Linked DNA regions of Homo sapiens: region 1 is linked to region 2. A link is a contact called in ENCODE Hi-C or POLR2A ChIA-PET data. All regions are on one chromosome and are shown on one strand. The core of a region is the stretch at or near the end of the contact, and the rest is flanking DNA. Distances in the headings are between cores, read along the strand shown.

Region 1 (6,347 bases), core at 3,009-5,508, 300 kb after region 2:
AAGATGTTCATCATGGTTGAGTGAGGATAAGGGAAAGAATAGTCTGTTTCTTTTATGATATGGTTTGGCTGTGTCCCCATGCAAATCTCATCTTGAATTCCTATGTGTTGTGGGAAGGACCCTGTGGGAGGTCATTGAATCACGGGGGCAGGCCTTTCCCATGCTGTTCTGGTGATAGTGAATAAGTCTCACAAGATCTGATAGTTTTAAAAGGAGGAGTTCCCCTGTACAAGCTCTCTCTCTTTGCCTGCTGCCATCCATGTAAGACGTTACTTGCTCCTCCTTGCCTTCCACCATGCTTGTGAGATCTTCCCAGCCAAGTGGAATTGTAAGTCCATTACACCTCTTTTTCTTCCCAGTCTTGAGTATGTCTTTATCAGCAGCCTGAAAATGGACTAACACATTTTATGATTGGTGCAAATTGGCTACTGATAAAAATCCTGATGATAGGAAAATTTCAAATTTCCTTATAGTAAAAATACTACTTAATTTAATTTTTAGAGACAAGGAAAAACATTTTGCAGAGTTTGGCTCCACTATTGAAAAAGGGATGCTTTAGGTTGAACCATTGTAGCCTCAGATTCTATCTTTTCCTAAATAAACACATTAAAGCCTCATGTGTGAAATTATTTTTTAAAAATATTTATCTGGATTTAAAGAATAACAGATCAACAGATACCTCTCAATGTGTTTGCTAATTAATAAAAATCAGTTTCTTACAACTAATGTTTGTAAGAAAATGTTCATTTTAAGTGCTAAATAGTGAAGAAAATTTATCACCTAAAATACACCCATCAATATAAGGCAAGAAAAAATCTTAACATGCAGCCATTCGCTTTTGCCATGCCCTGTCCTGTTTACTTCTTAAGAGGTTTATTTTTGTACTTTTGCAGAATAAACTTTAGTAATCTAGAACTGGAAGGTACTATATATGTATGTGTGTGTATATATATATATAAAAGAAAAACATATATATATTTCAATTACTTGAAATGTAAAAACTTACCGAATACAAATGGAAAAAGTGATGTGTATTATATCATATTGCTTTTTGTCCATCTTTGTGATTTATTTACTCACTTCATGTTTTTCATTTACAAAATTGTCAAGTTAGCCAAAATAATTCTTGTTTTCTTAATTGGGAGAGAAGAGACCTGACAGATTATCTATACTCTTCATATGTTAAAAGACCATTTCCTGTAAAACTGACCTAGTGCACAAACTGAATTTGAAATAGACTGTGAAGTAAACTATAACTTGTCCTTTTAATTTTGTTTAACATGGTTACTGACTTACATGATGTACTGAATATCAAGATAAAGAAAAATGTGTCTAAAAGCTAATTAGAATTCTCTGGGTCACCAAGTCAAGGTGCTATTGATCTGGGTTAATCTGAGTAACTTATTGTCTAGCCTATAAATAAGTTCCAAAATATCGAATTCAAAAAAAAAAAAAAAAAAAAAAAAGAAGATCTCCCAATCACCACTATTGGGTCCTGGAAGAAATCTTCTGTTATAAGGTTTTGAGAGGTCTTAAAAACAACTTATAAATAGTATGTGATTATAGATGTACAAATATAGACGTGCGTGATAAATCTAGGTCCATGAAAACAAGTGAGGGCCGGGCGTGATGGCTCATGCCTGTAATCCCAGCACTTTGGGAGGCTGAGGGGGGCGGATTACCTGAGGTCAGTTCAAGACCAGCCTGGCCAACGTGGTGAAACCTCATCTCTACTAAAAATCCACAAAATTAGTGGGTGTGGTGGCACATGCCTGTAGTCCCAGCTACTCAGGAAACTGAGAAAGGAGAATCACTTGAACCTGGAAGGTGGAGGTTGCAGTGAGCCAAGATCACGCCACTGTACTCCAGCCTGGGCGACAGAGTAAGACTCCATCTCTAGGGGGGAAAAAAAGGCAAGATTCTGGGTCAGATTACCAGATACCAATTTTTAATCATTAGTTGTTTTACTTGAGAGGATTTTTAGAAAAACAACTTAGCCTTACATTCCTGGTATGTCAAGGAAAAAAGCAAACAAAATACATAAAATAAAAATAAATTATGAATAAATGAATGTAGAAGGGAATGAGTTTTGAAAAAATTTGCGCTGTGGATTTGCAACATCCCCCCATTGCCTTTAACTTTTTATCCACATTTTGTCTGAGACGCACACTGAAAAACATCAATATTGAAAGATTCTAGCAGAGATTCTATAAGCTTCATATTGCTATATCCGCTCCTGTTAAGCCCACCATTTTGAACTAAGCATGACCATAATATTAGCATGTAATATTATAGAATATATGCGTGACATTTCCATTCTGAAGCAGTTTCACTTGTTCTGCCAAATTACTTATAAGAATCCTAATGATAAGCAGAAATGATAGCAAAAGGAATTTAAAGCAGTAGGATTATCTATCATAATGTTTTGTATAGACAGAGATTTTCAGTGCAATTGAGTAAATTAGTAGAAATGCAATTACCATGTCATATTTAACTCTGTGCTTTAGTTTTGTAAGAAACTACCAAACTCTCTACCAAAGTGGTTGCACCATTTCACATTTCATCTGCCAACGGATGAGAGTTTCTGTTGCTCCTTGTTAATTTAGTTTACACTGAAATTACCCAGCCTTTTAATTACTCACTATTTGTATAAGATTCGTTCTAAATAAACCTTAATTCTTTTCTGAAATATTAGAAAGGCTAATTTGTGTGACTTGCAGAGATATCCAGAAATACACATTTAAAGAATGCAAGTCCCTTTGCTCAGATGCCAAACTCAGCACCCTGACTTTCTATTGGCAGCTTGGTACTTCCATAGACAAACACACTCAGAAAGGTGCTTTCTACAAAGAAAGAGCATTGGTTCCCACAGCAAGAAGGTTGCTCCTTAACCATGAATTGGCATGTAGATGTGTGAATCAGATCCTGTAAACTTTGTTACTGTGAGTCACTCACCCAGAGCTGGTTAGTTGTAAATCAACTTCAACTTTGATTTCCTGAACTTCAACACCTGAAGTCCAGAGTCAAGACAGATGGTCATTTTCCAGCATGGGGAGTGAGCTGGACCAAATATTTCTGTTTTACCAATTGTCACAGATAAAGCCTGTGTTATGATTCTCATACGTGATATAAGAGCAGGTATTTAGAATAATTTGGAATATGTATAATCAACTGACCTTGGAAAGGAAATACAGTATGTTTAAAACATAAACTTTGAAGTTGGAACTAAATTTAAATTTTGGGTCCTTCATTTATTGGCTGTATAACCTTGGCAAAGCTCATAACTTCTACAGTCCTTGGTTTTCTCGTAAAAAGGATGTGTGTGTATATATATTCACACATATATACACACACGTATCTCATTAGGATGTTGCAGGAATAAAGTGAAAAATTACTTGGTAAATTATAAAGCACTGTGTATAAGGCACCGTGTGGATATTGGTCACTATTCAGTAGTAGTTAAACTGAGAATTACAAGATTGTGGAACAATTTCATTATACCTGGAATTCCATAGATATCCTAGGAGCCTCAAAACAGGCTGGCCTGATTTTGAAGAATTGTAAAAGAGAAGTCAGTTTCTCTTTAAGGCAATTTCACCCAATGCACATGCACATAACTGGAAAAAATAAAATGACAAATAAGTATACAGGATTCCACCATAAGCATATGTCTCATTGGTATGAAGTTATGTTGACTAATCTTAAATTATTTTTATTGGCTATTTGGTTTTAATTATGTTATGTTATATTCACTGGATAATATATATGTTAATATATTATATATCTTAATTAGGTTATGTTATATTCACTGGATAATAGGTTCTATTAAGTCAAGGTCCCAACCTAATAAATTCTCTTTCTGTCACATTTTAAGTTATTTCATTAGTGTACTCAAAGAGAAATTATCAAGTACATTTACTATTTTTGATAATAAATACAATAATAATAAACAAATATTAGCTTACCCTCGTTTGATTATTTTCACAAGGTAGGCACTGTGCGGGGGCACTTCCTAAATATTTCTCCATTTTAGTTTCATATCCAACTGCAATGCAGTTTTTACTTCAAGATTGCAGATGAGGAAAAGGAGTATCTGAAAGCGTAGAGGAGTCTCTATGGCAATATACAAATGCCAGTTTAGTATGTTTTTACCTCTCTTCAGAGAAAAAAATGGTCGTTTAGTTAGTCATGTTTACCTTTGAAAACTATGTTCTCAATAACCCAGCATCAGAAGCTTTACAAGGAGGTAGTACCAGGAAAGAGCATGCTTGACTTAGCTCTGTGGTTAACAGTAGACGTTGAACTATCCAAGGCTGTGAAATAAGCAGTTACGTGACACACAGTTCCTTGAATTGTAACTTAATACCCAGCTTTCTCATGTCCTTAGGCAAATATTAAAAATTCAATTGCTCACAGCTCTCAGTAATGCATTTCTCCACAGGCGGAAAGGAGATGAAAGAAGAGGGAAAGCTGGCCTTTGTAGTGAAAGCAGGTTCAAATTTGTTCAAATTAGCCAGCCAGCCAATCATCAAAGAGAGTTTTAGTCCATGGAGTTGCAGTACCACTAGCAGCCTTCTGAAGGGAATGAAAACCCGTAATAGCGTTTCCGGTCTGCCCTTATCTTATATACTTGCATTAAGGTATTATTTGTGAAAATGAGAGATGGAATAAAATTCATAAACAAATAGAAAACTCACCGCAAGTAGGATACCTTTTAAAGTTATCCAGTATTCTTCCTGAGTCTGCCAGTCTCCAGGGCCTCAGCCTGTGGACTTTTGCATGGCTGTGGTTGCTAGGGCAATATGCATGATTCCCACCAGAGTGCAAATCAGGCGAGAGCCTTCCAGCCTTGGTTTTTTCAAAGAATACATTTCATATCAATATAAGGACTAAAGATACAATTACTGCAGGGAAATCATTGCCTTAAAGAGATGTCAGAGACCAACTAAAAAATTTTGTTGCAGAGACAGAAGGAAATTATTGGAATCATCTACTTAGCAACAATTATTAAAAGGAAGATGAGGTATAACAGAGCTATCTAAGAAGAACAAAATATAAAATAGGCTAGTAAAGATAAGACAGGAATTTAAGAAAATTCAGATGGAGATATCAGACAGAGGGAAAACTCTCCATACTCTGGTAGAGCACACTGGTGCCGTAGTGGTCTTGGTGAAGTAGTTTCATCAGCCAGTATGCAGATCCTAAAAGAAAGCTGCAGGTGCTTAAGTCACCTCTGTCCCTGACAGGGTGATTCAGCAAAGGATAGTCATGCATGCTTTTCTTCAGTTTCCTCACTTGCAAAATAAGACAAAATATGACTTGTCTCATAGGTAAATGATGAGGAGTATAAATACTTTTTTAAAAAAAAATAGATGCTTCAAGTGCTTAGCCCCGTGTCTGGTCGATCATAAATTCACAACGACAAATCTTAGCTACCATTGTCAATACAGAAGAGACCTCTCCAACAATGCAAAAGTCAAAAGCATGAAATTGATGAGAATGATGTAGAAAATAAAAATGCAATCTAAAGATAATTGGAATCTCTGTGGGAGAAAAAAAAAACAGAGCCAAAGGAGCCCAAAAATGTATTTACATCATAGACAAAAGAGAAGAACATCTTTCCAGAGCAAAATAAAAATGACTCTTTCAGTACAAACTATACCATATTGCAACTATATTAGGAAAGTAATTCCTAGCTAAGCATTTTGTGCATTTTTAAGAACATTTTTGAAGAATAGAAGAGTTGGGTTATGGATTGCAAGAGTACATTACTTATACAAACCTATTATCAGACTGGGTGCAGTGACTCATGCCTGTAATCCCAGTGCTTTGGGAGGCTGAAGTGAGAGGATCACTTGAGGCCAGGAGCTCAATACCAGCCTAGGCAACATAGTGAAACCTTGTCTCTACCAAAAAAAAAAAAAAAAAACATTAAATTAGGTGGCATGGTGGTATGTGCCTGTAGTCCAGCTACTTGGGAGGCTGAAGCAGGAGGATTGCTTGAGCTCAGGAATTCAAGGTTGCAGTGAACTATGATTGCACCACTGCACTTCAGCCTGGATGATAGGGCAAGTCCCCTTCTCTAAAAAACAAACCAACAAACAAAAACCAGATCTGTTATCAGATATATGATTTAGAAATATTTTATTCCATTCTGTCTTTTTACTTTTTTGATGGTATCCTTTGAAACAAAAAGTTTTAAATTTTGCTGAAGTCCAGTTTTTCACGTTTAGTATTTTATCTAAGAAATCATTGCCTAAGTTTATGAGAACTTAATCCTTTCTCCTAAGAAATTTTATACTTTTAGCTCTTACATTTCCATCTGTGGTCATTTACAGTGTATTTCT
Region 2 (6,436 bases), core at 110-2,609:
CAGCATGGGCAACAGAGCCAGACTCTATCTCAAAACAGAAAAACAAAAAAACAAAAGAGAGAGAAAAAAACCCTTTCAGAATCTCTGAAAAACTCCGGCATGTGAATGTACTCTTCAACTTTAAATTTAATGAAATCTAAACACAGATCGAGTAATTGTGATGAGTTTAGCATCTGTAAATAAAAATATGCTTTATGTGTAAAATACATGCAAGGTTTCAAACACCAAGTACAAGAAGAGTAAGTGTAAACTATCATTAATAAATTTGTGTACTGATGACATTTTAAATGACAAAAGTTTGAATGTATTGTGTTAAATAAATTACATTATCACATTTATTTCACTTGTTTCTTGTGGCTATTAAAGAATTTTAAAATTGCCTTTGTGGATCACACAATATTTCTATTGTTTGTTTCAACCAATCCATGTTCCACCTCTCAATCCATTGGCTGTCTCTCGATCCATATTCCACCTGCTACCAGCAAGTGAAGTGCTCTGCTGACTCTTCACTTCCTCCTTCCTGACATCTGCCTGTGGAATAGAGCCTAGTGTTCCCTGAAGCCTGACTTCTCTGCCCTGCCCTGGGCACTGCAGGTGGAAGTTTCCACATCACAACTCGAAGGCTACTAGTGGAAACACTTCCTCTCCCAACACCACCCCCCGCATGGGGCACTCTACTTAGAGGGTTGCTTTTCTGTCCCCTTCTCTGCCTCAAAGTCCTTTCCTATTACTCCTTTAAGGCAAAATAAAACAAAAACACAAAGCTGGCCAAACTGTATTTGTCATTTTAGAACCAGCTCAAGGGTGTCATTTTCTCCAAAGTGCAGTTGGTGCCACTACCTCCTCCTTGACAGGTAGATCATTGCCCTGGGCTGTGTCCCACTGGGTCGCTTTCCAAAGTAAGTCATAGTAACACCTGCATGCTATCTTTCTCCCCTACCAGGGAGCTCACTATCTCAGAAACCCAGGAAGCTCCTTTCTAAGGAAATACTTGGATGAATAAATGAACTCAACAGCAATGCCAGTGTTACTAATTCACAAAGATAAACAAAAATCCTCCTGCAGGTTGGAATGCACAGTGGTTTGACCAGGCATTTTTTTCCCATATTTGGAAAACTGGCAAAAGCAAGGCTTTATGAGATACAGGATCAGAAAAAAATGAGAGCAGGTAATCTAAAAAGCGTGGTCAGGGCAGTACAGCTGTGGTTTTTGCAAAGTAGCAATTGCTGTCCATGGGTCAATTGTCTTATCTGCCTCTGCCACAACTACTGTCTTTTCTCTGTGTTCATGGCAATTCCCTGACTCTTTGGCCAATGCATTATCTTTAAAGATATTTAAACATATACAATCCAGCCTTGTTAGCCTGAGGTCCATTCTGCCTTTTCTGAGTAGTTTTTTATCAACCTACCACCTGAGTCACTAACCACTTACTATAAATTTACATCAATCACATTTCCTCCATTCCTGAGTTTATGTGGCCACGTGATAAACAGGCTCATACATTGGTGTGTCTCATCGCAATTTTTAATGTTTAAAAAAAGGGTGTAAATGCTTAAAATCATATTTTCTAAATAAGTGAAACAAATGTTAAGCTTTTAAAAAATTTCGATTTCTTACTTACAAAATTTATTTGTTCTTAATTGCTGAGAGTTTGAAATCTGTGCCTGTCTGAATCTTTCATTCACATGGACATAGACATTATCATCCAACATGAAGTGACAAGGCATTTGACAGAGTGAACATGGAGGAAGGCCACTCTTATCAGTGTGAAAGATAGTTGCATCCTATGAGGATAGAAGACACAGAAGATAAAATCTGAAATACAATAAATATGCACTTGTTTATATTTTTCTCTTCTATAATTACCATAGTGACCTCTTACCTGATAAAAATGTCAACAGAGATGGTAGAAGATGGGTCTCAGCTGTGCTCTCAACAGATTCAACATGCAGAAAACTAGTTTTCAGGGTCACAAAAGTTTAACTCATTTAATGAGCTTATTCTTACATGCCATTATTGAATTAAAAGCATGATTTAGTACTGCAGGGTGGAAAAAAGCAAACTGCATTGCTTTGACAGATAAATTCCTCTCTAGCTTCTTTTAGCAATTCCTAGCATTTGGAATCGCTTCCTATTTAATATTTTTTGTTGTCCTTTTTCATTTTTATTCTCAGTAGTCATTCTAAATGTCTTTTTAAACTCATAATGATTTAAACTCCTAGGAGGCTGTGTGAACTTTGACAAATGACTCAACCTTCCTGGATGTCAATTAAACACTACATATTTGCTGGGCTTTAACAATCTAAATAAGATTTTATTCTTCCTTTACAGATACCTTGACATCTCTTATTCTTCCACGTCTTCATAAATTGTATGTCTAACTTTCTCTGTTGGGATGTTTGCACCAATAACACAACAGTGGTTCTCTGACTTGAGTGTGCCTTAGAATGAGCTGGAAGTCTTGACACAACGCAGGCTGCTGGGCCCAGTCCTGAGGTTCTGACTCACTAGGTCTCGGGTGGGGCCTGAAAACTCGTGTTACTCACCAGCACCCAGGAGCTGCTGATGCTGCTGATGTGGCTACCACAGTTTCAGAACCACTGCAATACAGACATCTTCTCAAGGGTGCAGAACACAGAGCTTAAAAGATGTTTGCATGCTTTACAAACATATTAAGATCCAAATGTCCATAAAGAAAGATGTTCATCTCCTTACCTTTTAACTGATGTCCAGATCACCTATTCAGGTTATCTTTGGACTCGGAGATGAGGTGATACATGTGGAGAATTTTCAAACAGTAAAAGCAAGTGATATGCATGGAAGGGAACATGACCATCAGTAGCCAGTCATGACTAATTCTGAAATTTAATCTTTCAAGGCTCCCTCATTCCTCCTTTTGTCTTTGACTCTGCTCTTCTTACCTGCCGGGTGTAAAGGCAAACAGCACCTCTTTGAGCTCAGATGTGTTCTTTACTGGCTGGGAGGCCATGGGCACCTTACCTCAGTTCTCCCAGTGGAAGAACTCCCATAGAGACACTAGATGGTTTGTGAGGGAACCCCAGCTTTGATTTCATGACTCCTGCATTTGTATTTTTAAGTATAAATTACTGTCAAGTAAACTCTTCTTCACACAGAATGTGAAATTCATCTATCCTTCTGCCCACTCATGCATTTATTTATGTATTAATTTAAGAAATATTGATTGATGGCCAGGTATGGTGGCTCACACCTGTAATCCCAGCACTTTGGGAGGCTGGGGCAGGTGGATCAGTTGAGGTCAGGAGTTCGAGACCATCCTGGAAAACATGGTGAAACTCCATCTCTAGTAAAATTACAAAAATTGGCTGGGTGTGGTGGCACACATGCCTGTAATCCCAGCTACTCAGTAGGCTGAGGCAGGATAATTGTTTGAACCCAGGAGGCAGAGGCTGCAGTGAGCAGAGATCATACCACTGCACTTCAGCCTGGGTGACAGCAAGACTTTGTCTCAAAAAAAAAAAAAAAAAGAAAGAAAGAAAAATATTGAAATATTGATTGATTATCTGCTTACATGTAGAAAATATGTGCTTTGGAATTTTAAAATATTAAGAAGAAACTTCACCTTTAGCTTTATTAGACTTAATTGCGAGTATTTCTATTCTTTCTTTAATCTCTCAATTTTAATGATTTTGACATTTGAAGCTGGGATCATCTTACTGGATCTCTCATCATTCTGTCACCTTAAATTTAGCAATATGATTATCTTCTCCAATGACAGAACATTTCAAGTGGGAACTGAGCCATGGCAGAGCTACAGTGTGTTGGCATGGCCCCCTTCCTTTCACTATCATCACCATTGTCATCATTGTATGGTTTAATATCTCAACATACATAAAAGCAAATAACGGAGCTAGCATCCTGCCCATTTTACCCCTGAGATGTTCCAAAATTCTGTGTTTAAAAACCTGTAAAATGAATGATTCAACATCTGTGACAGTCCTTTTATCTGCTGGTTTAGAAAGCACAGTAGTACTTTCCTGTCTCTCTAAGAGTTAATTTGTGCAAGCTGCTGGTATCACTTTAATATATATTTTCTGTCCCAAACAAAACCACATGAAGATCCCGTTCTAAATTTTGCCAGGGACCCATGTAAAGCTTCTCAACTCACAGATCATAGCCTCCAACATTCTGTTTTTGGAAAATTCTTCTTGATTTATGAGAGATGCCCAGTACTGGTTTTACTAAGATGTTGGCCAGGATGAAAAGAGTAACAACAACAACAACACCTATCAGAACGTGCTTTCAAGTTTCTAAAAGATTAATAGTCATTCTCACAGTCTTCTCTCTTCATAGAACTATGAGGTTGATAAATTTTCTGGCTTCTCCCCAGAGAAATAACTTGGTCAAAACACTCAGGAAGGGGTAAGCCAAAACATCAACTTGGATCTTTCCATCCCAGACCTTGTACTAAATGAAGGAAGTAAAATAGGATCAGGTGATTCTCTTTTTCATATTGTCTCTGAGAAAAAGTAAGTGAAATAAACTTAAGTTTTGGGGACCTGGACACTAATCAGCTTGTTTTTGTTTTGGTATTTTGTTTTTTAATTACAGATGTTTATTATTTCTTTCATTATTTCACCAAACCAAGTTTTTCTTAAAACCAAGATCTATTGCCTTGGTCTAAAATAAAAATAAAAGTAAAACAAATAGTATCATTTTATGTAAATAGCAGACTTGGGATACTTAAGATTGAAATTCTTGCCAGAATCATAAATCACTGACAGAAAATAATGGTCTTTTTATTACTTTAAAAATTAAACTAACATCTAGGCTATTTAAATGTTAATAAAAGTGAGTTTGGAAGGGTTGGAGTTTATTTCAGAGAAAATTTTTTCTTTCTTTACTTTTTTTTTTTTTTTTTGTAATTTTGATCCAAAACTAGCCTGTCTCCAGAATGAGGCCTGCAATCTGATCAGCCCTGAATTTCCTGCAAAACTGTGGTTCTTCCTATTTACATTCAGTGTGAATTCTTCAAGGAACTTGCATACTGCAACTGTTCAGCACTAACTAACTTCTGTTAATCTCAGATTATTAACTGGCAGGCAAAAATGAAATGGCCCAATGGTCTTCAAACTCAAATTGTTCAAATCCAAAATATGTCATATATATAAATCATTGCTTTTATAAAACTGCTGTATAAATTAGTTTTACGTAAACTGCAATTACAAGTTTTGTTTTCTGTAAAAATTGCTTATGAATTCTTCAATTTTATAGATTTCTGAGAATGAATAGAATACTCTTTGTGTGTGTATTGCTCCTATATTTTAGTGACAATTATTACTTGGGCCTTTCCAATTCTTTGAGCTGGTTGTGCTCTGAACGTACCTCTAAATCTACCTTCTGGTGATTGATGAATACTCTCATCCATCATATTAGAACAATTTCTCAAGTTCTCAACATTTTTTAATTAAGAAAAAATTTAAATTTGTTCCCATTGTGTTCATGTGACTGTATTTCTTAGCTGTAGAAGTCCTCTGATGAAATAAAAAACGTCTCTTTCAAACAAGGATAGAGGGAAGACATTTTGATTCCTGAAGAAAGTCTGTGATCTAACCACAAATCCGAATAGCATTAACATTCTTGACTTTCCTCACCACTTATTTAATTTCTAAAATAATCTTTGCTTGTTCCTTTAGAACGAGTACTAGTTATAAAAAAACCAGAGAACACATTGGTTCAACAACCAATTTCAAAGAAGAACAAACATAATTCTCAAAATAAAAATGGACACTAGTAAACCTCACTTCAGATATTCTGAAAAAAATAGTTTAAAATTAAGTTATGAATTTTAGAAAAGAAAGACATAAGTTCAATATTCTAGTAAAATGAAAGTAAATACCTTATGTTACTTCTTGAAATATATATAATTCAAATTTCAAATTGTGATGTGACGTGTGACCAAGTAAAGGGGTTTTTTCATCATTGTTTTGTTTGCTTTTTGTTTTCTTCCCCTAGTAGTACATGTCCCCACAATGTCAATGTAGGAAGTGGGAATATTTCCAAGGTTATCCCACAAGCACTTATTTGGCCCTTAAGCTAACTTAATCATCCAGAGTCACTATGAACCTGAGCATGGCTTGACTTGGAAACTCTGTGCCTTACTTAATGGACAGATCAGTAGGTGGTAAAGAGGAAAACACTGATCTCAAGGAGAGTCCCATGCCAGCATCAGGGAGGCTCTGAGTCAGGGAAACTGAGGGCCTCAGGAATGAAAGACAAGGGCTGCCTCTGTCAACAGCTCCACTGATTATAGTGGAAATAACCTAGTTTCCCCATCACTCCTGCTGAATTGCTCTATAATTATTTCCAGTTTTACATATTGAGAAATGCAAAACAACAAAAGCCTTTATTCAATCAATAGCTTCATCGTGTGTGGTTAATTCTGATTTTGCATCCG

Evidence for each region. A loop is a pair of places that touch in the nucleus more often than their neighbours do. ChIA-PET counts read pairs that join two places held with the same protein, here RNA polymerase II (POLR2A). Pooled maps may share reads with other maps.
Region 1: a map of PC-3 shows a loop between it and region 2 (9-fold over the local background). The contact joins two enhancer-like sites. A Hi-C loop is called at or near these places in 2 of 168 maps with a recorded cell type or tissue (Calu3 and PC-3) and 1 of 50 pooled maps. POLR2A ChIA-PET finds 5 or more read pairs at or near these places in 1 of 52 experiments (activated T-cell).

Annotation. Positions count from the first base shown.
Region 1 is chr7:46,781,978-46,788,324 of GRCh38, forward strand. It overlaps the pseudogene EPS15P1. Among named protein-coding and RNA genes, the nearest start is that of SNORD151, 680 kb to the right of the region's middle. Within about 2 kb of position 4,259, at least 2 of the 41 ENCODE cell types and tissues checked have a DNase peak (open chromatin) inside an H3K27ac peak, as active enhancers do; they include PC-3, where a contact is called at or near this core.
Region 2 is chr7:46,484,537-46,490,972 of GRCh38, forward strand. No RefSeq gene overlaps it. Among named protein-coding and RNA genes, the nearest start is that of IGFBP3, 570 kb to the left of the region's middle. Within about 2 kb of position 1,360, at least 3 of the 41 ENCODE cell types and tissues checked have a DNase peak (open chromatin) inside an H3K27ac peak, as active enhancers do; they include PC-3, where a contact is called at or near this core.